Regions from separate parts of the Homo sapiens genome. Here regions 1 and 3 are each linked to region 2. The links are chromatin loops, found by intact Hi-C in ENCODE. Cell type or tissue: ascending aorta. All regions are shown on one strand. Region 1 overlaps DYSF (dysferlin). Region 2 overlaps LOC124907827 (a long non-coding RNA gene). Region 3 overlaps DYSF (dysferlin).

The links. A loop is a pair of places that touch in the nucleus more often than their neighbours do. Peaks named below come from ENCODE experiments on the same cell type or tissue, not always from the same donor. Only the 100,000 strongest peaks of a DNase experiment are listed, where the experiment ranks them.
Region 1: it touches region 2 in a loop (2.5-fold over the local background); 9 of 110 quality-filtered maps call a loop at or near these places.
Region 3: it touches region 2 in a loop (2.2-fold over the local background); 3 of 110 quality-filtered maps call a loop at or near these places.

What each region holds. Positions count from the first base shown.
Region 1 is chr2:71,614,022-71,622,021 of GRCh38, reverse strand. DYSF (dysferlin) reads right to left here. Exons shown (of 56, transcript NM_001130987.2): 41 at 1,413-1,475. Among named protein-coding and RNA genes, the nearest start is that of DYSF, 150 kb to the right of the region's middle. In ascending aorta, a CTCF peak has its summit at 3,206; DNase peaks (open chromatin) are centred at 2,681, 3,061, 6,341 and 6,861; H3K27ac peaks cover 3,788 bases.
Region 2 is chr2:71,713,568-71,721,567 of GRCh38, reverse strand. The region is part of intron 1 of LOC124907827 (a long non-coding RNA gene); the gene reads right to left. Among named protein-coding and RNA genes, the nearest start is that of DYSF, 250 kb to the right of the region's middle. In ascending aorta, no CTCF peak of the experiment used is centred here; DNase peaks (open chromatin) are centred at 37, 262, 4,507 and 7,497; H3K27ac peaks cover 8,000 bases.
Region 3 is chr2:71,642,205-71,650,204 of GRCh38, reverse strand. It overlaps DYSF (dysferlin), which reads right to left. Exons shown (of 56, transcript NM_001130987.2): 42 at 6,142-6,240. Among named protein-coding and RNA genes, the nearest start is that of DYSF, 180 kb to the right of the region's middle. In ascending aorta, no CTCF peak of the experiment used is centred here; a DNase peak (open chromatin) is centred at 4,044; H3K27ac peaks cover 997 bases.

The DNA.
Region 1 (8,000 bases), 100 kb after region 2:
GTAGTTAAAAGTTTACGAATGTTCATGTGACATGCAGTCATATCTTTAAAGAATATAAGAATAGGCTGGGTGTGGTGGCTCACGCCTGTAATCCCAGCACTTTGGGAGGCCGAGGCGGGCAGATCATGAGATCAGGAGTCCGAGACCAGACTGGCCAACATGGTGAAACCCCGTCTCTACTAAAAATACAAAAAATTAGCCACGTGTGGTGTTGCGCACCTGTAGTCCCAGCTACTCAGGAGGCTGAGGCAGGAGAATTGCTTGAGCCCAGCAGATGGAGGTTGCAGTGAGCCAAGATCATGCCACTGCACTCTAGCCTGGGCGACAAAGTGAGACTCCATCTCAAAAAATATATATATAATATACATAACATACATATTATACATATATTATATATACACACATACAAATATGGAAAAATATTCATATATACTTTTAAATTTAAAAAATCCAAATTATAAAAAAGTATGATTCCAATTTTGTTTTTAAAAAGTATTCATGTGAGTTTAAAAGATATCTAAAAAATCTAGGCACATCAAAACCCTAACAGTGCCTATCATAAACTGGTAGGAATAAAAGTGGTTTTAACTTCCTACTTGACACTTTTTGTGTTTTCCATATTTTATTTAAAATAGATAAATCAGAAAAAAATATGTATATCGATAGCCTCCTTCTAGAAGCTCATGAGACCCCCAGTACAACAGTGCCTCCTCTTGACACCATAAGTAGAATGTAACTCGCTGCCTTTAGCAAGTTCTGTCTCTTACGCCACCCTCCACAGGTCAGGGGCTCCCACTGGCCCTCACCATGGGACTTCAGGAGCGCATGCTGAAGGCCAGACATCAAAGTCATCTTCCTAGAGGGACCCACAGCCCAGAAAGATGACACCTAAGGAATCCACTCAGGCAAGCAGAAAGGAGCCCTGCTGGAAACTGCAGGAGCAGACTGTTGGCCCCAGCAGACCTCTTAGCACCCGAGGGGCCAGCCAGGGTTCCTCAGTCACACACATCCTTCACACATCAGGGAGGAGCACAGAAAGTCAGCCTGCCGTCTGAGGTCCCACGCCCAGAAGAGCCTTCTGGGGTCCCACACTCCAGAAGTCAGAGTCTAATTGAGAGATTTCCCCGCTTCCACTGGCCCATGCAGCCCCACCTAAGCCCCCAGCCCTCACACAGGTAAATAAGGTAAATCCCAGGAAGTAACCTAGGGGTGTCCATTTCTGAGCATCTACTCCATAGCTTTCTCTCACCCCTCCTTTTCAGTGAGGCAAAGATAGGTGACTTCCCTGCTAGGGCTCAGGAAATACCTCCTTTCTTCCCTCCCACTCTCCCCTCCCATTTCCCTCCTAACCCCCCTACCCCCAGCCCCACAAGGGAATACAAGGAGCCCACAAATAAGTAAACAGTACATACATGAGGACTGGATGGAGGAGAAGCCGTGTTAGTGGGGGCCAAGCTCGACAGACCGTCTGCAAGCTACAAATGAAACATGCTGGTTAGCAACAGGATTAGAGAACCCACTTTAGGGAAGGCTGGACAGTCTCCAAGAGGTAGCGCTCTCTGACCAGGCACCCTCTGCTCTTCCTCCAGGGAGAACATGTGCTTTGGAGTTGGACAAGCCTGGCTCCAACACCTCACCAGATGTGTGACTTTGAGCAAGCCCCTTGACCTCTCTGGGTCAGCGTCCTATCTGGAGAATGGGCCCAAAGCCCACCTCACAGGGCGACAGTGAGTATGAATGAGACGAAGGCTGTGCACGCCCAGCACAAGGCAAGGCACGTGGAAGGGGCTCAGCCAATGCCTGACTCTTGCCCACTCTCTCATATGTCCTCCCTCCCTCTCCAAAATCTGCCTATTTCAGGGACACTCCAACCCCAGCATCCTAACCTCTGAGCCACACCAACACTGCAGGGCATGGTTCCCAAAGCTACAGCAGGTTACTCAGTCTTCCCTCCTCCAGGACAAGAACCAGGGCATCATATGTCTTCCCCAAAACCTGACATCAGTGGGGACTTTAGGAGTCTTATAGTCCCACCTCCACTCCATGCTACAAATCACTTTCTGCATCCTTTTCTGAGCATCAGCTCCTTGCCTACAATCTCCCAGTACTGTGAATCAATCTCCCTGTACTGTGAATCCTTGGGCTGCAGCCTGAGGAGGGCCTCAGGGCTCAGGGCTGAAGGCAGGAAGACTTGTTCAGAGACCACTACGATACTCTAGGATAAGGGGATGGGGCTCTGGGTGAATGAGTACCAGGCTAGCAGGTGGGCAAGGTGAGAAGACGCATGCTAGGCAGAGGGAATCGCAAGCGCAAAGGTAGAGGGGAAGAAAGAAGCACAGCCCGTTCGAGAAAGAGCAAACGGGTCAGGAGGGTAGGTGCTGGGAAGCAGCCAGCTAGGACCCAGAGCTGCCGGGGCTGGCCCCTCAACCTCTAAGCCTTGAGCAGGGGGCTCTGGGAGGACTCCAAGGGGCGAAACCCCAGGCTGCCCTGCCTTCCTCAACAGGAAGATCCTGGAAGACACTCCCCCGATGCCCAAAGAAACCCACGGAAGGTGAAGCCCTGCTGGGCCCAGGAGGGACGTTTGGGGACTCGGATCCCTCCCTGCTCTGTGAAAAGACACATCACTGAGGGGCCCCTCAGGGCTGTTCAGAGCCAGAAGCATACGCAGGAGGGCAGAATCAGCCTTGGGCACCTAGCCAGGGCTGCTGGATGGCCCTGGGGTGCTGGCCACATGTCGTGTGACCCCTGGAATAGACTGGGTGAACTCCACGTGCCACCCCTAGCTGGCCAGAGACGGGCCTCGCCAGGCAGCAGCTCTGCCCCTCCCATTTGCATCCTGAACCCCACAGAAGCCTTACTGTTATTTTTAATGCAGTTCTTTTTTAGAAAGGTGAGAGGGAAACCGGCAGTTCACCAGAGCAAAATAAAGCTAAACATAGTGCTCCAAAGATCTGGTCCAGCTTCAGAAATTACACGTTCCCCTTTGGGACTCGGGCATAATTTGCCACTCCGGTTCTGGGAGCACGTTCCCACCTTCACGGCATCCCAGAGACTATAACTGGAGCAGCAGGCTCAAAATTAGCCCCAGCCCCAGCGCCTGGGAGCCTGGGAGCCTGGGAGTCCCAGAGCCGGCCAGCCCCAGCACCCACCCGACAGAGTGAGGAAACAGTCTCCCGAGGCCTCCTGCACACTAGCAGGCCAGGCCTGTCTCCTGCTGGCACCCCACGCTCACCACACACACAAAAAACACACTCACACGGACACACACCCACCACCTCTACTCCACATACACACCCACCTCTGCCACACACACCATCTCTACCACGCACACACACTCACATCCCTCTACCACACACACACCTCCTCTGCCACACACACCACCTCCTGTAACACACACACCACCTCTACCACACCCACCACCTCTACCACACACACACAACTCTACCCCACACAAACACACACTCCACCTCTACCACACACACACACCCCACCTCTACCACACACACACCTCTACCAAACACACACATCACCTCTACCACACACACACCTCTACCACACACACACAACCCCACCTCTACCACACACACCCCACCTCTACCACACACACACCACCTCTACCACACACACACACACCACCTCTACCACACATGCCACCTCTACCACACACACACCCCTCTACCACACACACACCCCATCTCTACCACACACACACACACCACCTCTACCACACACACACCTCTACCACACACACACACCTCTACCACACACGCCACCTCTACCACACACACACCCCACCTCTACCACACACACACATCCCATCTCTACCACACACACTTATACCCCACCTCTACCACACACACACACACACACCACCTCTACCACACACGCCACCTCTACCACACACACACCCCACCTCTACCACACACACACCCCATCTCTACCACACACACACCCCATCTCTACCACACACACACACACACACCATCTCTACCACACACACACACCCCATCTCTACCACACACACATATACCTCACCTCTACCACACAAACACCTCTACCAAACACACACACCACCTCTACCACACACACACCTCTACCACACACACACACCTCTACCACAAACACACCTCTACCACACACACCCCACCTCTACCACACACACACACCCCATCTCTACCACACACACTTATACCCCACCTCTACCACACACACACATATACCCCACCTCTACCACACACACACCACCTCTACCACACACACCACCTCTACCCCACATACACACACACCACCTCTACCACACACACACCCCACCTCTACCACACACGCACACACCCCACCTCTACCACACACACACCCCACCTCTGCCACACACACACCACCTCTGCCACACACATCACCTCTACCCCACATACACACACACCACCTCTACCACACACACACACACCACCTCTACCACATACACTCATACATACACACACGTACCCCTTTGCCACATAAAACATACACACAGAGTCCCACTTCCAAGCCTTTGCCCGAGCCCTTTTGCCTGCCAGGAAAGCCTCCCTGTCCTCCCCTGTTCACCCACCCGCCTCAGAGGCCGCCTTCCCGGAGAAGCTTCCCTGGTTGCTTAGCCTATGGTGAACTTGCAGGGCCAGGAGACTCCAAGAGTTTGGTCTCCTTGTTAATGAAACATCTCCTCACTTTGACATCACTCATTTGAGATCTTCTGGACACCCCCTCATCCCTTGTCTCTTTGTGACCAGAGTCGGAACTTCCTAAAAGTTATTTCTCTAATTCTTCAACACTCACATATTCCCACCTCCCGAAATTCTCCTTCTCTGAGGACTTGAAGAGGAGCCCCTCTACCTAGGAGTGCTCTCTCGGAATGCTAAGCAAGAGCCGCCCTTGCCATACCCAGCTGGCTCTGGGGGCATCTCAGTGCCTCAAAGGTGCGATTTCTGGGGGCACAGCCTCTATTTGGAGCTTCAAGACCCTCTATAGGAAATGGACAGGGGGTGGCAGGCTCTCTGTGTGTTCCTGAACACTGTTTTTCTTCCCCTAATCATAATCATAACACCAAGAACTGCCTTAATAAAAAAACAACAACAACTAGTGAACAAAGGCCTTAATTTTATTTTAAAGGTAGAAATGAAGTCAGAGACAGAATCAGAGACAGAAAGAGAAACCTAAAAAGAAGAGGAAAGAATGACAATGAAATGTTGGGTGCAGTGCATTCAAATTGTGTGTTTGGATGGAGGTAAGCCCTATTTTTTCATTATTTTTCTATATTTTCCAAATTTTATATAATGAACACGTATCATTTTATTATCTGAAAAAATGAATATATCGTTTTCTAAAGCAGAGAACTAGATGGAATAGGACACTTCTGCTCTCCCTGTGTGAGGACACACCCAGGCCTGCCCTCAGAAAGTTCAAAGTCAAGGCCACAATTCCTGCAATGCCACCACCAAGCTTAGACACACCTCTGGCCAGCACCCATGGAAGCTCGTGCACACACCTGCTCCTACCACCCCCACCTGTCATGCTCACTCATGTGCACACACCACCCCCACCCCTAGTCTGCCACTCTAAAGTCTACACATAGGATGGCTGCACAGACCAAGAACAAGTGGTGGAGTTAATACGTGTGAGTATTTCTCATCCCAATCCTCATCACCATGGAGAACAGTTTAAACAGGCCAGGCACCCCCTAAACAGGGCCCCCCACCCTTACCCTTAGAGACAGACACTGATCTACGAGCCCTGGGATGCTGAGCACAGACCTGCCTTATACACGTTTTGAGTCACCTCCAGAATTGGCCACTCTCGACACAAACCAAAACATTTCTAGAAACCTAAGAAATACTCCGTGGTGAGTGCCAGCCCATGGCCTGAACATCAGGCAAGGGTCTCCGGTGACATGTTCTAAATGTGTGGCCAGCTCATCCCAGGACCTAGGCAGATGCTGGTAAGAAGGCTTTGGGAGCAGAGAGAAGGTGTCACGGAGGAAAGTGACAGGAAGGGACCAAGATGGAAGGGTAACTCTGGCAAGAGCAGGTTTGAGCTAGGAGGGGTCCTAGGACCACAGCCAGGACACAGTGAACACATCCAGCACCAGCCAGGGCTGCATCAACTGTGAGGATGGAACAGGCTGCCGAGAAACACCGGTGGGGCAGACAGAAGCCAGCCAAAATCCAGATTCTGCCAGACCTCTCGTCCCTCCTGTCCCCAGAAGCCAGGGCCCTTCATGCTATCTGCACTGGGGAAGGAGGGAGAGGAAGAAAGCCCAGCCATAGTTATCTAGCAAACCACTGGAACTGCACCCGGGGTCAGCTGCCTCCTGGGTTGGCCTTGGAGCGCCTGTCCTTCAGAGTGCCAGGGACAGGGAGGAGAGGCGAGTGAGTGAAAGATTTCCTGGATCAGCCAAATCAGAGCAATAGATCTCAGAGAAAAACATGGAACAAAGTCAGATACCAGAAAAGGGGCTTCCCCAGAGGGCCAGGGCTCCCTGCAGAACAGAACTGGTCTCCCTGCTGGGTTTGAGGCTTTTGAGAACAGAGTTTTGTCTCTTTCATCAGACAGGGAGCTCCATGAGGGCAAGGTCCAAGCCTCCCCCATCAGAGCAAATCAGTGTCATTTCCTCCTCCTCCCCTGTCCCAGGCCAGGGGAGGCCCAGCCCCTCCCCAGGTGGGTACACCTCCAGGAGCCCCATCCCAGCTCCCACCAGTGCTGCTGGTCTGGCCAGCAGCTCTAGCCAGAGTGGCCGTGTGCTCCCACAAACAGCACAGGCCCAGCTCTGGCTCAGATCCCAGCCCCAGTTCCCTCATGTCAACGCCGGGAGGATGGCCAGGCTGGGCCTCCTCATCGTCTGCCTCTGGCTGTGCTTGTGGCCAGCAGGACCTAAAATAGTCCCTCCCCATCTGAGTGTGTAGACATTTTGAGGGCAGCACACACAGAACGGAAATCCTGCTGGGCAGGCCCTGCACTTCCCTGCACAATCTCAGACAGGCCCATGGAGCAGCCGGGAAACAGGAGCCAGGAGCAGGCAGCCAGAGTTTGGGGCAAATTATCTGCCTAATTCAGCTATAAACACCCAAGCAGCCCAGAGGCACTAGCACTGAGTTTAGCTAAATTTCACATAGGGACATCTGAAATTTCCATTTGGGTTTCCCCAGCCAAGAGAGAGATTCCTCCTCAGATCCATACAGACAGTAGCCAGAAAATTCGTCCATCCATCCATCAACCCATGCACCCATCTACCCACTTGCCAAGACAGACAGACTTTCATTAACACCTCCGCTAAGCGAGGCCTTGTGCTGAGCATTGAGAATACAAAGAGGAAGGAGCCGCAGTTGCTCCCCTGAGCTTAGCCTGGGGAATATGCTAACATTGACAGAGACAGCAGGCCCTAGAGCAGCACAGTGACCCAAAGATAGGCAAGTCTCACAGGAGAAGAGGAGCCAGGAAAGACTCCCCCAAAGAAGCGACCATGCCTAAGTTAAGTCTTAAACAATGATCAAGAGTTGGACAAGGGACAGGGGGCAGGAGGTCTTCCCAGCAGAAAGGCTGGCAGGGCAGAACCCTGGAGAGCCACAGAGGCTGGAGAGATGGAACACAGGGCTTCTGAGGACTTTTAGCATCAGTGAAACTACAGATGCAGCAAGGCCCGAGGACACAGGTGTTGTCTATACAGGCCTGGAGGCTCTGCCTCTGGGTGGCCCAGAAGTTCTGGGAGCCCCAGGGTGCCAGGGGTATGACCAGTATCTTGCAAAGCCCAGAGAGGAGGGTGACAACCTGGAACAGATGGTGAGTTCAAGGCTGGTGCTCACAGTGAGACCTTTCTCCATGTCTACTGTGGGAAGGACCAGATGGGCTCAACCCTACAGAATCCAGAGCCACTCCATGGCCCACAGTCGGGGGAGCGCTGCCCCTCAGCACAAGGTGCCACAGACCTCCTGCCATGCTCTGTGGCATTGGCATCTGCATCACAGGCTGGCCCT
Region 2 (8,000 bases):
TGAGGGAAAGAGAAGGAGTGTGGACATCCAGTCCTGGGAATGCCTGGGGTTGGGAGAGCTGAGTTATTTTGGGATTGTTTACATTTGGAATCTTCCTGATCTTTGGTCCCAGAAAAACACCCACATGTTGGAAACTCTTCCGAGTTATTCACTGTTGGGGTTTTTCTTCATCTCCTTCAGCTTTTTCTTCTTCTTGGATGGAAAAAAAATCTGCTAGTGATTAGTCACAACCTGTGAGGCTCAGCTTTTGACAGCCCCACTGAGAAGAGAGAGACAAAGAGGCTCAGAGAGGGGCCCAAGGGCAGATGCTGCTGGGAAGGAAATATGGGTTCACAGCATTGACCTCCCCGGGGTGAAGGATGGTCCGTTCACCTCTATCTACCAGGGGACAACCACTCCCTGGATGTAGGGCCCTTAATGGCTGTTCCATTCCAAGCCCTCATCCCAACTTCACTGGGGAGCATGGGCCAGGGCATGTGTTAGAAAGAAGCCAGGGGGTCAGGACTGGACAAGCAGGCTACAGAGAGAGGAGAAGAGGAGTGGCTACCAAGAGCAAAGGATGCTTGCCCCATGGGGTCCCTTTGACCACAGCCTCCACGGATAACCCAGAGTGCCCCATATCAAGGTGGAAATAATAGCTGTAGATGAAAATCCCAAACCTCCTTGGGCAACCATGTGATCTCTGGCAGGTTTTATCACATCTTTGTTCTCCTGGAAATCCCAGGGTGTAAGTGGGCCTCCTGCTTTTTTGCAAGAAGGCTAAAGGTCGAATGGGGCTAAGCACTGTCCACTGAGGCCAGGACAAAGGGATATTGTTGTAGCTGAAGAACTAGGGCCTGGAAGTCAGATCTGGATTCAATTTTAAAATCTAAGGATTGTGAAACATGGTGGGGAGGGGGTAATAAAGGGAATTTGGGAAATCTCCCTTGGTGTAGGTCTTTCTAAAGAGGTTTCAAAGCAACAAAGGGAAAATCAATTTCAGTACAATAAGCAACAATACAGCAAGATGGCTTAATGTCAGGGAGATGGCAGAGCCTTCCCTAGGGTGAATGGGACCCTGGGCAAATATTTTCTTGCCAGGCTCCTGTCTATATAAACAATTGAGTCATTCAAAATCAGCATGTCAGCACCATTCTGAAAGCCCAATTTCATGTGATCCCACATAAAAAATTCTTCACCAGCCAGGGGAGCAATCCACTCACCAGACTGCCTGCCAGGAACCAAGTCCAGCTATGTGGCCCCAAGATGACTGCACAGGCATGAGGCCCATTGCTCCTTGGTACATCTAGTCAACCTCACACATGGGTTTGAGTGTCAGAGGGTACCCCAAGGAGGAGAAACAGGGACTGGGGCCCACACAGGTGCCAGTTCAAGCTGAGGATGCCCCAGCTAGATGGCACTGCCAGTCCTGGTCAGTTCCAGCTACAGATAGAAACCTAGAAGATTTCAAGGCGAGTGCTACAAGGCATGAGGTCCTTCTTGCCCAGGTCTTAGGGTGGTCCTGGGGCTGGAGGCAGTAGTCTCTCAACAAGGCTCTTTATACTTCTACAGTGAAGGAGGCTGAGGGGCAGGCAGCAACACCAGGTTTTCAGTCCAAGCTCTGTCTGTTATTGGCTATGTGACCTCAGGTCACCCTCTGTTCCTCTCTGAGCCTCAGGTTCCTCATCCATAAACCAGTGATGGCAATGCCCACCCCATAGAGCTGTTGTAAAGACTAATAGTCCAGTTTCCTGATCCTGCCTTTGCCTGCAAAGAGCCGACTTGCCTATGGGCAGTGTGGCCCAGGTCTAGAATCTTGGCCCTGCCTCCAGGGGCTCTGGGGCAGGCCTGTGCTAGCACCATTTCTCCTTGTCCCTAGTGCTAGCCTTGGGAACATGGCTCAGCCTCATTTGAAAAGAGGGGCCGCCAGGCCAGGGGGGAAGCACAAGGCCAAAGTAAAGGCCTGTTATCCAAAGTAGGCAGTCGAGGGCAGTGAGTCCAAGCTGCGGGTCTGACAGGAGGGGAGGAAGGCCCAGGCTGGGTCACCAAAGCAGGGTGCTTGAGGCTGTTATTCCAGCAGAAATACTGCCAGCTTGGACTGATGGAGACAGAGAGGAGAAAATAGGAGAAGGCAGCCTGACAATGAGAGCAGAATTGCAGTGATACAGCCAAGAGCCAAGGAATGAGGAAAGCATTCACCCTGGAAAAAGAAAGGAAATCACTTATTCTTTATGGGAACTACAGGGCAGGGGGCTGAGGAAGGTTCTCGTCTGGGGGTCATGCTGACCTTGTAGGAAAAGGAGGTGGCAGCTGAGCCCTCGGAGAAAACTATTCAAAACTGTTCAAGCCTCCATCTCCATCCAGTGCTATGTATGACTGAATCCTGGTGGTTGCTGAGCACAAGTCCACATTCTCTTCTACAAAACTGCCCCAGGAGCTGGCTGAGGAGCAGCCAGGACCTGGGGCCAGCTGGGAAGTAGGGATCTGGAATAAGCTAAGCATGCCCTCTCTCTGTCTCTCTCTTTCTCTACTGATTACCCACCCCCACTCTCCAATACTAAGGGAAAATCCCCTCTGATGGCACCTGCTCTTGCCTGTGGAGATAGATGGAGGTCCCCTAGGACCTTCAGAATTGTCAAACCAAGCTAGAACAGCCCCCAGAGGAAAACACAAAGGACACCCTTGGCAACGACCCAGCAAGGACTCCCCTGGAGCCTGTCATGGAGACACTCCATGGACTTGCCATCTCCACAACTCTCCCCTGCCAGGCAGCTAGCTTGGTCAAACACTGTGGAGCCCTCTGCATTCCCAGCCTGGGGAACAGACCCCTGCCCAATTCTCACCTCCACTAGGGAATGCCCCACTACCCCATTTATGGCCACTTTTTAAAAAAATCCAAAATGTAGTCTGTCAAAGAATCTTTTATCTTACTCGAAAATTTAAATGAAAAGTCTTACCAAGATATAAAAGTCAATTTCATCTCATTACAGTACACATTTAATGTACCAACATTATCAGAAAGAAGAGGCTCTTCTGTACATAAATGGCCCCAGAGCAAGGGGTGGAGCTGCAGGTGCAATGCCATAGCTGGCAATGCAGTCCTGTCCTGGTGACAGAGTATGGGACAGGTACTGGCCCTACCTGAATAGGGGGAAGAGCTAAGTTCCTGCTGAGTTTAGAGTTCCAAATGGGTGGAGGAGAGGTCTCCATAGTTGTATCCCAGATCAATCAGTCATCCAGGCCTGAGATTTGCCAGAGTGAAGGGGAAGGGTGACAAAGACCACTGGGCGAGGAGAGCAATGAAAGCGTCTGCACCCAAGGGGAAAACGGAGACACAGTGTATGGGGATTGAAGCCACAGGACTGCTGGGGTTTGGCCAAGTTTGGTGACATCGGGAGGCTACGACCCCTCAGGTCAACCAAGGCCTTTCTGCTCAGAATGTCATTCTCATTTATTGTGATAATGAATGATTGAATATCCTTTTAGATCACTCTCATACCTAACAGCTCCAGAGAGGGAGGCTGTACATTATTTCTGCCATTTGACAGTGGAGAAACTGAGGTGAAAGGATGGCAGCATGTCCTTCCCCTGCACCACCCTCTTCAGAGGCAGGAGTGTGGTGAGGAGCCTAGGGCAGCTGTATGGCGCCCCCAGGGCCTGGCCCACCCCAGCATTTGGGTGGAACCCTGACATCCCTCCTTACCCTCCCCTGATGGAGGGAAAAAGAGCCAAAGTTTCCCAAGCCAGGGCATGAGAAGATGGCTCTCCCCAGGATAGGAAGGGCCACTAGTCACCAGGAAGCAGCCCAACCATTTTCACCAGGCACCCTTGCCCACACTCACCAACCAAACAGCCTGGGTCAAGGCCTCTGACCTGGGCCTGTTCTCCGTGATAACTGGCACCTTGGGAAGCAGCCCTCATCTTGTAGGAGAAAGATTTAGCCTCATCTTGGGTGCCTGTGACCAAATATGCCCACTTCATCCTGCTTAGGCCACTTAATGCTGAGATCAAACCTAGGCACAGTCCCACCAAAAGACCAGGAGCTCCCAAAAAGCAAATTGAACTGTTACGCATTTACTCCCAAGACTAGTTCTTGCCCATCTATTTCCTGTTTGCCATTCAGTGAATGAGCCTGAGTCTCCCCATTGCCCAGATGGAGAAAGCAAGTCCCAGAGACATCAGGTGACTTGCCTGTCAGAAGTGTTCTTAGTCCTGGACCTCTGGCCTCCCACCCTGGGGTCCTCTCCTCCAGACAACCTCACCATGGCCTCATGGTGTTCACCCCAAGTAAAATCCTGGAGCCAGGACAGGAACTGGGACAAAGAGGAGGACACTGGGGCCCAGGCCTTGACCCCAAGTTCCTATTTATAATCCTTGTTCCGGAGACGGCCACTTAAACACACATTCCTGATAACTGAATAATCTTTGGCACCAAGCAAAAAATAGCCTGTGGCCCAGACCACAATTGCACAGCTGGAGCAGGGTGAGCAAGGACGGCGCGGCCCCAGTGGGACAGGACAGGCTGCTGAGGGGGAGGGGTGGCGGGCGGGGCCGGGTTGGGACAAGTGAGTGGGACAGCAAATATAGCTGGTTAAATATAGCCTTGCCGACCCGGACACAGTGCCAGACTCCTCTGCAGTGAGCATTTCCCAAATCGGCTAGCATCTCCTGTTCCCAAAGGAAGTGATATCCAGAGGCCTGGAGGGGAGGGGCTTGAGGGGCCTCGGTGACGATGGACCCCAAGGCTCAGGAGAAGTCTGCAGACAAACCGATGCTCTGCCAGCGTCTCCTGGAAGTGCCACTTTGATGGAGGAAGCGTGGCTGTGCCCTGAGGTGGATAACAGAGGTTATCTCTTTCCCCAGATGAGCTGGTCAAGACCCAGACACCTTCCCATCCCCGGAGGACTGACACTGAGGCCTTTTCTCCAAGAGGTCTCAAGTCAGAAATGGAAATGAGAGAAATGGAAAGTTTTGAAGTCCAGAGCCCAGAGGGGTCTCTGAAGCAAGCCAGGGTCCTGACCTAGGTGGGGGCCTCAGAGATGGCAGCCATGGACCTCCCTACCCATACCCCCTCCTTCCCCTGAAGGATCCTGGCCATGCAGGCTGCTTGGGCTGACAGTCTTGCAAATCTTTCTCTGCACCAAGCAGTTTCCTCTCAGGGCCCCTCAAGTTGCTCCTTCAGGGCCAGAGCTTGGTTCTGAGTTGTGAGACTTGGAGAATCCGTCGTGTGCCCACCTAAGGAGTTATGACAGTGGTAAACAAGGCAGACAGCTCCAGATCTCAGCCCCTCTGCATGGTGGTGTCTCCTACACTCCCTGGAGGTCCCAGGGAGCATCTCACTTGTAGTTGAGAACAAGCCTCCTCCTCATCCATGTCTACTCACCTGTAAGCCACCTGAAGAAGGCTCACCCCAGCCCTTGCTGCCATTGTCCCCTGAGACCCCATCCATACCCAGGTGTGTCCCCAAGCTCACAAGGTCACCAAGCTGTACTACTTTTCTGCCAGCCCTTCCTTGGCTGGAGTCATCAGGGTCCCATGGGGAATTTGAGGAGAACATCCCTGTCCTCATTACTATCCTCACTGCCTACGCCTCCAAATCCCACAAAGCCCAGCACTTTCTCTCTAAGCAGGATATGATCCATACTTATCATACTTCCACCATTCCTGCCTTCAGCCTCCTTCCAATCCGGGGGAATCCTCCTTGTATGTGCTCTTGTGGGAAGTAGTGGCACACTCTCCCCACTCAGAAAGTAAGATGTGCCAAGCCCTCCCCATCACTGTTCCTGACAGTCAGGCCAGGTACTCTATGTCAGTTCAGCAAGGACCCTGCAGAGAGGAACTGCTAAACCTCCCCAAGCTGCGGCTGTTAAGGTTTCTGCAGTTGTGTGGGGGAAGGGGCTAGGGCATGCAGGGTCGGTGCAGCCAACTTTGGGGTCCCAATGTCAGACACTGGGCCCTTCATTCCACAAAGATGCCCCAAGAGCCCACAATATGCCAGGCAGCACTGTGTGTATCGGAGGGAATGAGACCCAGGAGCTATTCTGGCAGATGCTCAGAATCAAGTGTGCTGAGAAGGAGAGCGTGAAGATGAGGGACGTACAGGAAGCCTAGCCAGGGGATAGGGTCAGGAGAGCCTCTGGGTGGCAGGGGCCAGAGGGGTGAGGGACTCCAGGTAGGACCCCTGTGTATAAAAGGGCTCCAACTGCAAGAAAGGGGGCTGTTTGAGGATGTGAAAGAAGGGCAGCCTGGCTGGCGCTCAGAATGAGACAGAGAGAGACAAGAAAAGACAAGAGAGACAGGAGGAGGCTAGAGAAGTGTGTAGGGGCCAAATCATGCCTTGGACTCTGTGTTAAGGGAACTTCTCAGGGCAATAGGAAGCCACTGAAGGGTTTTAACCAGGGGGTAGCCTGATCTATTTATATGTTACAAGGATCCTTCCAGCCACAGTATGGAGAGTGGATCGGAGAGGGCTTGGATGGGATGTGGGCAGGCCACTTAAGAGGCACTGTGGACATCCAGGGGAACAATGGCAGCAGCCCGAACTCAGCTGATGGAGGTAGGAGGTAGGGAGAGGTAGGCAGTCCCAAGACATCAATAGGAAACAGAAACCACAAGACACAGTGAATACTTGGAAGACAGAAGGGGAGATAGAAGTAAAACACACATTCATTCATGTATTCAGCAGCAATGCAATGAGTGTCTAACGCACATCAAGTTTTTTGCTAGGCACTGAGGATACAGTAGTGAGCAAGACAACAAAGTCCCTCCTCCTGGGGTTTACACTCTAATGGCATGGGAGCAATGTAAAATAAATAAACACACACAATCATAAGCCACAGGCCAGGAAGACAGAACAAGTTGAAACTGTTTGCAGCCTTCCAAGCCGCTTGTTGTCCCTGCTTCTCCTTCTGGAATAGGCAGTTTCTGGGACAGCATATTAAAAGACATGAGCTTCAGACAAAGAAACTGCTTGATTGCCACTTTCCTTGGGCAGAGAAATTACCTTGAGTGAGGTCCCTGGTTATTTTAGAGGATGAGGTTGTCATTCAGCCTTGCTAAAGGCTTACAAAGAGTCCATAGTCAGCTCTTCAGATGTGAAGAGCCCTAGCCATGGGCCACATTCCACTCCAAAGCCTGGCCTCCAGGTGTCAAGCCCAGAGTCAGGAAAACCATTCGCCATAGCCCTCCCAAGGCCCCTCAGACTGAGGCCATATGCAGGAGGCCCGCCAGTGAGAAGCTAAGGTCATCCAGTTATGGGGACACATGGCCCGGGAGCCCTGCTGTCCACTGCCCCAGGCTTCACCAAGGAGTTTGGAAGTGAGAGATGCTAACATCGGGATATGGCAAGAGTATCCATCAGAGGAGTGGGCGGGAGACCTTTCAGCAGCTGAGGCCTCGCTGCAAGTCTCATCCACACCAGCTACACTGAGGATCAACTGCTTCCCAGCCACACTCAGCCCTGATTCTAGTCACATCAATTTGACCTCAGACTGACCACAACCATGGCCACAGACCAATCCCGAAACTGACTCAGACTGATTCCAGTCCTGGCCAAGACTAACCTCTGATACTGGCCACAAAACTGACCTTGTCCAAAGACTAACCCTACCCTGGCTACAAAACTCACGCTGACTTGGACCAGAGACTGACTCCTGACCTCTGAACAGGGTTAGTGGTATGTACCATGCCATCACAAGCCTCACAGGGCCCACAGGTGACAGTCTGGCTCTACTTGAGTGACAGCCACATGTGCCAGAAAAAGGAGGATCTGTCCTGTGCAAACCTAGGGTCACCTACAGCAATCAGGCTCCCAGGCAAGAGGGCTCTGAAGCAGCATCCAGAACACCAGAAAGAAGCCACGCAGTTGTCCAGCATACCAGCTTATTGGCCTGTGGATCTTTGCAGGGCAGTTCCCCGCCAGGCATGCTTCCTTCTCCTCTCTGCTTACTCTAATCCTGCCACCTGCAATCTCACCCACCCTAGGAAGCTAAGCTGACCGCTCCACATAGCTTTTCAAAGAT
Region 3 (8,000 bases), 71 kb after region 2:
TTGGCCTCCTCTGACATTTTTGTCTCCTTGATCTGACATGAACTGAGAGAAGGGAATTAAATCTCCCCCTACCAACCAGTGTGTTTCCATTGCTTCTCATATCTCCTGTAAGTTGTGTTTTGTAAGTATTGATGTTGTAGTATTTAGCACATAGATATTCTCATAAGTGTCATATCTTGGAATTGTACCATTTAGCATTATAAAGTGTCATCCTTTGTCTCATTTAATTTTAGGAACCTGAATACCCTCTCATCTAATATTAAGATGATGACTTCTGCTGTCATTTAATTTGCATTTGCCTGGCACACATTTTCTTAATCTTATTTTCAAACTTTATCAATCTTTTCATTTGAGAGTTAGATTTTGCTCTGAGATCTGATTTAAATTTTGTAATTAGTAAGTGACTGATGTAACATGTATTGACAAGACAGATATGTTTGGTCTTGGTTTTACTTGTTTAATTATATAGTCATGTAATGTATTTATATCACATTTCCTCATTTCATAGGTTCTTTTTTTTTAATCTTTGCACGGTCCACTTTCTGTGTGTGGGGCGGATGGGAGTGGTGCATGTGACAGTTCTGATAGCTGGAATGATCTCAGCTTCTGTTCTAGTATTTATATACATTTATATATTCTGATAATACTTAGTCCTCTATGTCTTTAGGCATAGTATTTATGGGGTCCCTACTGTAGCAATAATAAAATAATCCAATTTTATCTCCCTCCTTCTCCCTATCACCCAGTTTTAGACAAGAATATCTTCCTTAACATTTACCTTTGTACTGTTTGCTTGTATCTTGCTTCTATGCTTATTATGTGACTTGCCAATTTCAAATAATATCTGTCCACTGTATTTATTTTATCATATGTCAATCATTGTCCTTACTCTATATTCCATACTCTTTTGTCCTTCTCCACCTAATTTTTGTCAGTTTTACCATCTCTACATTTTCAGTATATATGATATTTACATTCTTACCTATTACCTTAACCCTTCCATTTGTTTTCATTTTGAGTCTAAGGTAAAATATGACCATATTCACTTTTTTTTTTTTTTTTTTTTTGGAGACAAAGTCTTGCTCTATTATCCAGGCTAGAGTGCAGTGGTGCAATCATAGCTGACTACAGCCTCGAACTACAACCAGTCCTTCTGTTGTGGTTTCTCCAGATAACTTCCCAGGTTAGCTGAAGTTAATCCCCTAGGAGTTCCTTCAAGACAGGCTCATTGGAATCACATTACTCCAGTTCCTGAATATGTACAAATGGTTATCTGTAGCCTTTATGCTTGGAGGGGAGCTTGGCTGAACATATAATCCTCAGGTCACCCTGTCTTTCTTTGATGATCTTATATCAGTGTGTTATTGTCTTTGGATATGGAATGCTGTTACGAAAAAATGGAAGCCATCTTGATTTAGTTCCTATTTTAAATGACTTAATATTGCTTTTTTCTTTTCAAGAGGTGGGGAGGAGGTATGACTACCCAAAGAATTATTTCTTTATCTCTAAAGTACAGTAATTATATTAGAATATGTCTCAGATTGACCAATCTTTGTCAGTTTTTCCTGACACACCATGAACTTTTTCAATATGTATGTTCAACTATTCTTTCATTTCCGTAAGGTTTTATTAAACCATTATGGTTTTTTCTGTAATTTTTTTTACTATTTTGGTTGTCTTCCTTGGAGACTCCAATTATGCAAATGTTAGGTTTCCTTTCCCTGACGTCTATATCTGTCATTTTCTCTTTGTTCCTTTATAACTTTTTCATTATTTCCATTTTCGTTTGCTTACTTTTATAGTTTCTGTCCTCTGTGCCCTTGGTTGTGTTTTCCATGTGGCCCTTCTGCCCTGTGCTCCTTCCAACTTCACGTTTTCATCTCTTTCTTTCCTGAGTCCTGCCAGCCCATAGTTTATCACTCATTTTATCAGCCCTTGACTACTTTCATTTTTGCTTTGCATTCTGACTGCCCCATTTCTAAAAAGTTCATAGCAAAGCATTTCATCTCATCTGCTCCTTGGCAAAATTTTTCAAGTAGGTATATGTCCTCTTCTACTGATAAGTTTTCATTTTGATTTTCTTTTCTTTTTTGCAGGATTTTTGAATTCAGGCTACACCGTTTTAAAAAATTATTTCTCACTAAATGAGCTGAATTTTGTTCCCACCACAGAGGCAGACTGCTTCCTGCAAATATGGCTCATTTGTGTAATTCTTGTGTAGCTCCACCTCTGCTTCTCTGAATCAAATCAGGTCTAAGAGGCTTCTGTCATCAGCTTCAACCTGTCTCCAAAGTTTCCGTATCCACGGTTGTAAACAAAGGATGTAACATTTATATTTCATGGTGAAACCTCACTTTCAGGAACTGTATTTTGAAACTATTATGAAAATTTTCAAACACACACAAAAGTAAAGAGAATAGATAATAAACCCCCATGTAACCATTATCTGTCCTAAATAATTATCAACATTCTTCCATTAGAAAGTATATTTTTGCTAGGCTTTCTGAGATCTGCTACTACTCTGATCTTTCAACATTCTGCATGTATCTTCTCTTCACTTACTGCTGAGTGGCCTCTAACCAATTTCAGTTGTCTTTGAGCAGCCCTTACATATATTTTGAAGTCTGTGGCTTCTGTTTGTTTCCAACTTTTCTGAAAATGGATTTTGTGGGTTTGAATGATTTCCAAGAGAAAAGGGGAAAAATGCTGACTTATGCAGCCATGTTCATACTGGAAGTCCCAATAAAATATTTTTTAAATTTCTAAGCGGTTGAACTTTTTGTTTAAACTTTTGTTATTAATTTCTCATTTTATTGCATTATAATCTGTCTTGTATGATTTCTGCTTTTGGTAACTTACTACAAAACTAATATGTGATCAAATTTTGTAAGTATTCGCTGAGCATCAGGAAAAAATGTATTCTCCATTTTTTATTATTTTTATTCTCTATTTTAAAGCTATAACTTTAATTTCATGTAGCTTAAAAAACATTTACCTTGTTATTCAGATCTTTTATCTTCTTATGTATTTGTTGTCTGCTTGATAGTTAAGGAGAATGGTGTAATGAAATCCCCACTGCAACTTTAATTTCTGTCATTTTGTGCTTTTATCAAGTGTGAGATATCAGTTTATACATTCTTATCCATTTTTGCTTTAAGTATTTCTAAGCTTTACTATTCTATGCATAAATATTTGAGAGTCTTTTCATTGAAATATACATCTTTTATTTATATAAAACTCTCTATTTTGTTTCCTTTGCTCTTCACTTTAAATTCTGTTTTCCTTTGGTTTACACTTACCTTGTTTGCTAAAATATTGTTTTCCAAAATCTTTATTTTTTAGCCATTCTAAGTTGTATTGTTTTAGATGTGTCTTTTAAAGACAGTACAATGAATTTTGACTTTTGATATAGTCTAAGAGTCCTTGTCACTTAATGGGGAAGTTTAGTCCATTTTTATTAATTAGGAACATTAAGATGTTTTGTTCTTTTTTTACTATGCATTTTCTGTGGTTTCTGTTTTTAATGCTTTCTTGTTGTGTCTTTTGTTCCTTTATTTTTCTATTTAGATTAGGAGTTGTTTTGTCCCCCTATGCTAGTGATTTCTAAAATCTGTTTTCCTGCACCCACTGTGTGCTCCACTCTCTCCATAATGTGGCAGGCTATTTTTCAAAGACCCACGTTGGTGATGGTGGTTTTCTTCCATTTACTTATCTTTAAAGAACCAGCGTTCCTTCCAGGTCTAGTTTTCCCCCCAGAAATAGTTTGAATGCATTTTGCTTTGGACAGCCTATTTTCACTTGGATGCTGTCAGAGACCTCCTCCAGAGGTCAAGCAGGAGGGCTGGGTGCCAATTCAGCATCCGCACCTGAGGGAGCAGCGAGGGGCCAGGGCCATGGGCCACCCTGGCAGGAGTCCTCATTCTTGCTTGGGTTGTCTGACTTTTTGGCAAGGCCACAGGACCACATGCCAGACCTAATGTGTCAGACCTTCTTCCTGGTACACAAATAGTTCTGTCTCTTTGCCCAACCTCACACACCCAACTACCAAGTCGAGGAGGAACTTGCTGCCTGAGGATCGCAGCTGCTGCTGCCTGTGCCTCATCTCTGAGCAGCCAGGTCTCCAGGCACAATTCACCAGGCAGGCCCATAGAGCAGAGACAACTTTTGCTGACTGGTGAAACTGCCCTCCAGAGTGCCTAGCAGAGACTCTGCGCCAAAAGAATCACCTGAAAGCCCAGGCCACCTGCTACCCTGACAAGCTTCAACTCTCTCTCATCCAGTCCCCTCCAAAGGGCTCTTGGGGCCTTTCCTATGTGTCTAACAGCCTGTGCCCACCTCTCATTTTCTCCTCTCCAAGCCTGGGAGGTAATTGCGGGGTACAGAGTCTCCCCCATTTATAATCCAGAAGTAGTGTTGCCAGATTTAGTAAGTGAAAATACACAATTTCCAGTTAAATCTGAATTTCAAATAAATAACTGATACAGAACGGGGTCAGGTAAGTGCTGGGTAGAGGAGGACGGTGTCCCTGGCGAGGGCTTCATCCCCCGGGCCTGTGCCACAGGCCTAGGGAGGACAGGCATTTCTGTTTTCTTGCCCAAATGCTGCATTTCCCAAGACCATCCTGGCCTGCCACACCCCCATTCTGTGCCTATAAAAACCCCCAAGACCCTAGCGGGCAGAAACACAAGTTGCTGGACATCGAGAGGAACACACAAGCAGAGGAACACACAAGCGGCGGGATGTCGAGAAGGACCCACTGGCGTAGGAGCACACCAACAGGCCTCAGCAGGCCAGCAGGCCATTGACCAGCGGAACAACGTGGAGTTTGGTCCTGGTGGTGGGAGGAGAGTCCAGGCCACTGAGCAGCGCGACTCCAGGGGAAAACCACCTTCCCATTCCATCTCCCTTCTGGCTCCCCAATCTGCTGAGAGCTACTTCCACCCAGTAAAACCTTGCACTCAATCTCCAAGCCCACGTGCGATCCAATTCTTTCAGTACACCAAGGCAAGAAACCCCGGGATACAGAAAGCCCTCTGTGCTTGTGATAAGGCAGGGGTCTAATTGAGCTAACACAAGCCGCCTACAGATGGCTAAGCTGAAATAGTCCTCTGTAACACACATCCACTGGGGCTTCAGCTGTAAACATTCACCTCTGGACACTGCTGTGGGGTTGGAGCCCCACAACCTGCCCATCTGCATGTTCCCCTAGAGGTGTGAGCAGCAGGGCACTGAAGAAGCCAGCCACACCCCCACTGCACACCCTGCAAGGGGGATAAGGGAACTTTTCCTGTTTCATAACCAATAATTTTTAAAGAAATATGCCCCGTGCAATATTTGATGCATGCTGATATTAAAAAACTATTCATTGTTCATCTGAAATTCAAATGTGACTGGGCATCCTGAATTTTAACTGGCAACCCTAGCCAGGAGACCATGCAACTCCTTTAAGGAGTAATTTCTGAGTCACCTCTGATTATCTTCTTTAAAAGTAGTCTACTTTTTCAAAGCATAATTATATTTGTATAATTTCCTCAAAATACCACAATTTGGCTGACTCATTTCTGTTTTTTTCCACAGAAACAGGGTTTCCCATATTTTCAGATTTGTAGGTAATTTTCTGGCCCAATTGTAGGAGTTAGGGGTCAGGAGTACATTCTCAAACCGACTCTCTTTTTATTTTAACACAAATTTTCTACTATAGAAAAGTTCAAATAACACTGAAAGACATGGGATAGGACAACAAATCCCTGCGTACCCATCTCCAAGCTTTAACTGTTTTCAATGTCATGCAATATTAATAATGTTGACTATTTTGAAAATCGGTGAGGGGGCCACCCTGATCTTGGGAAGGGGTAGGGGGCTGGGGCACGTTAACACAGATCATTTCACCTCTAAACACTTCCATATTCTTCAGCATTCTCCTGGGAATACTGTCTTGGTTATCCCAGCCCACACTTGCTTCGGGCTGTAAATCGGTGGGTGGCTTTCTCACCCAGCTGGTCTAGCAGCATTCATCACCCTCAGACACCGAATGAGGAGACAAATGCAAATACATCTACTGCATGAGCTCTCTTTCTGTTGTGTCTCCCACTGCCCAGTACGCACACACACACCGACTGTCAGACTGAAGAGAGGCCTTACCTTCAGGGTGTCAAAATCCTTCTCCAGGTAGGAGCCGCACTTTTCCCTCTCCCCTATGGAGGCAAAGAATTTGCTCCACCAATCGATGAACTCTTCCTCCTGAGTGGGTAGAAAGAAAGAGACCATTTCAGAAACAGGACTCGCCAAGCAGCATTCTTCAGAGTTGGAAACCCTCCCTCCGCTGCTAGGCCGCTCTGGACCACAAGGCTTTCCTAAGGGTGATGTGGGGGAGCAGAGAGAGGAAACCTCCGCCTCTCCTGGGGCAAAGACTGCAGACTGAGGAAGAGGTTTCAGCATTTGGTTGGTGTTGAGAGGCGGAGGCTCTAGCCCTGGCTCTGCCCCCCAAGCATGTGTGTTTCTGTCAAACTCCCCAGCCTCCCTTTTCCTTTCTGTGAAGTGGGCATAAGCATCTTTGTAGTTCCTGCATCCCAGGGACACAACACACTGAGACCAAAATCAGAGGGTACATAGGGTAGCTCTTAGGGGAAAATGTCAATAATGTATTATTTATGAACAAAATGCAGTAGATCCAGGAAAATTCAGACCCAAAAGAGTTTTATCTATTCTGCCCATCTGCCTCCCTACCCAGGCAATAAAGGAAGCATTGGAAATCAGCACTTAACCTCCCCAAGGTCAAATCAAGGCAGAGTCCCTGAAAATCAACTAATACTAAGTGCCTTTATTCCAAAGACACTGCTAAATGTGAGGTATTAGGTGAGAAGAAAGGAAGTATGTGACAGCACAAATTTTCTGTGTGACATCCGCATCCTTCCTCCAGTCACTCCTATTTGCAGGAAAAGATGGACAGGCCTGTTGTGGCAAATCCTGACCTCCCCACCATTTAACTCCTCCTGTACATGGTGTGTCTGCAGGCCCTCTTAGCTCTGGTGTCTAGAATATTCCTTCAGCTGTGTCCTGTCTCGGCAGGTGGGGTGTCCTATCACCTAGAGGGTCACCAAGCTCCCTGAAGCTGGGATGGTCAGTTCACCCCAAAAGCCCACCAAGGTCCCATCACTCACTCTGAGCCCATCTGTACCATTAGAGCTTATCTGGTTTAGTGGGAAGGGCCAAGGACACGGCTTCAGGAGCTCATTCTGGAACTCGCTTTCCTCCTCTGTATGAGAAGGTAGGCTAGAAGATCTCCCAGGAGCCTGCTCTAATTCTCCACCAGGAACTGAACACCTATCACAGAGTTTCTGAAAATGCTGGTGGCCCCTTCAAACTAAAGCCAAGTGCTCTGAGCTCCAGCTTACTAAAGGCAAACACAAGCTGGTGCCCCGCCAAGGGTTCCTGAACAGGCATCCTGGGGAGACGGTAGGATGAGGTTCTCGAGTCTCCACCCGTCCTGGAAGTGTGGTCCTAACACACCTTGTGTGGCCAGGTGTCTCCAGACACACCACACAGGGAACGTGTACCAGAGTGAGGCTGAATCTGCAGCCAGGCCCTACCAGACCCACTTACCCGGAGGGTCTTCTGCAGCCAGGAGAGAGGAAACAAGGTCAGGTGGGGTAGCGTACAGCATGGCAGAGCTTTCTGACTTGTAACCACTCTAGAAAAAGCCAGCTTAGAGCAAGGCAGACCCAAGCCTTGATGTTTAAAGTTCAATTTAAAGAAAAAGATGCTATGGGTGACACACATATACAGACATACATATCAAACTCACAGGATGACCCACACGCAGAAGAACTGACTTACACAGTCACGTCCAAAGGAGATGTGTATGCTAAAACACACATATGCCCCCACAGAAACACACAACTGCACATACTGGCACACAGGCAAACATGGACACTTAGGTAGAAATGGTTAGAATGGAATCCAATTTAGCTGTTGAGTTCCCCTAAATCTTTATTTTTCTT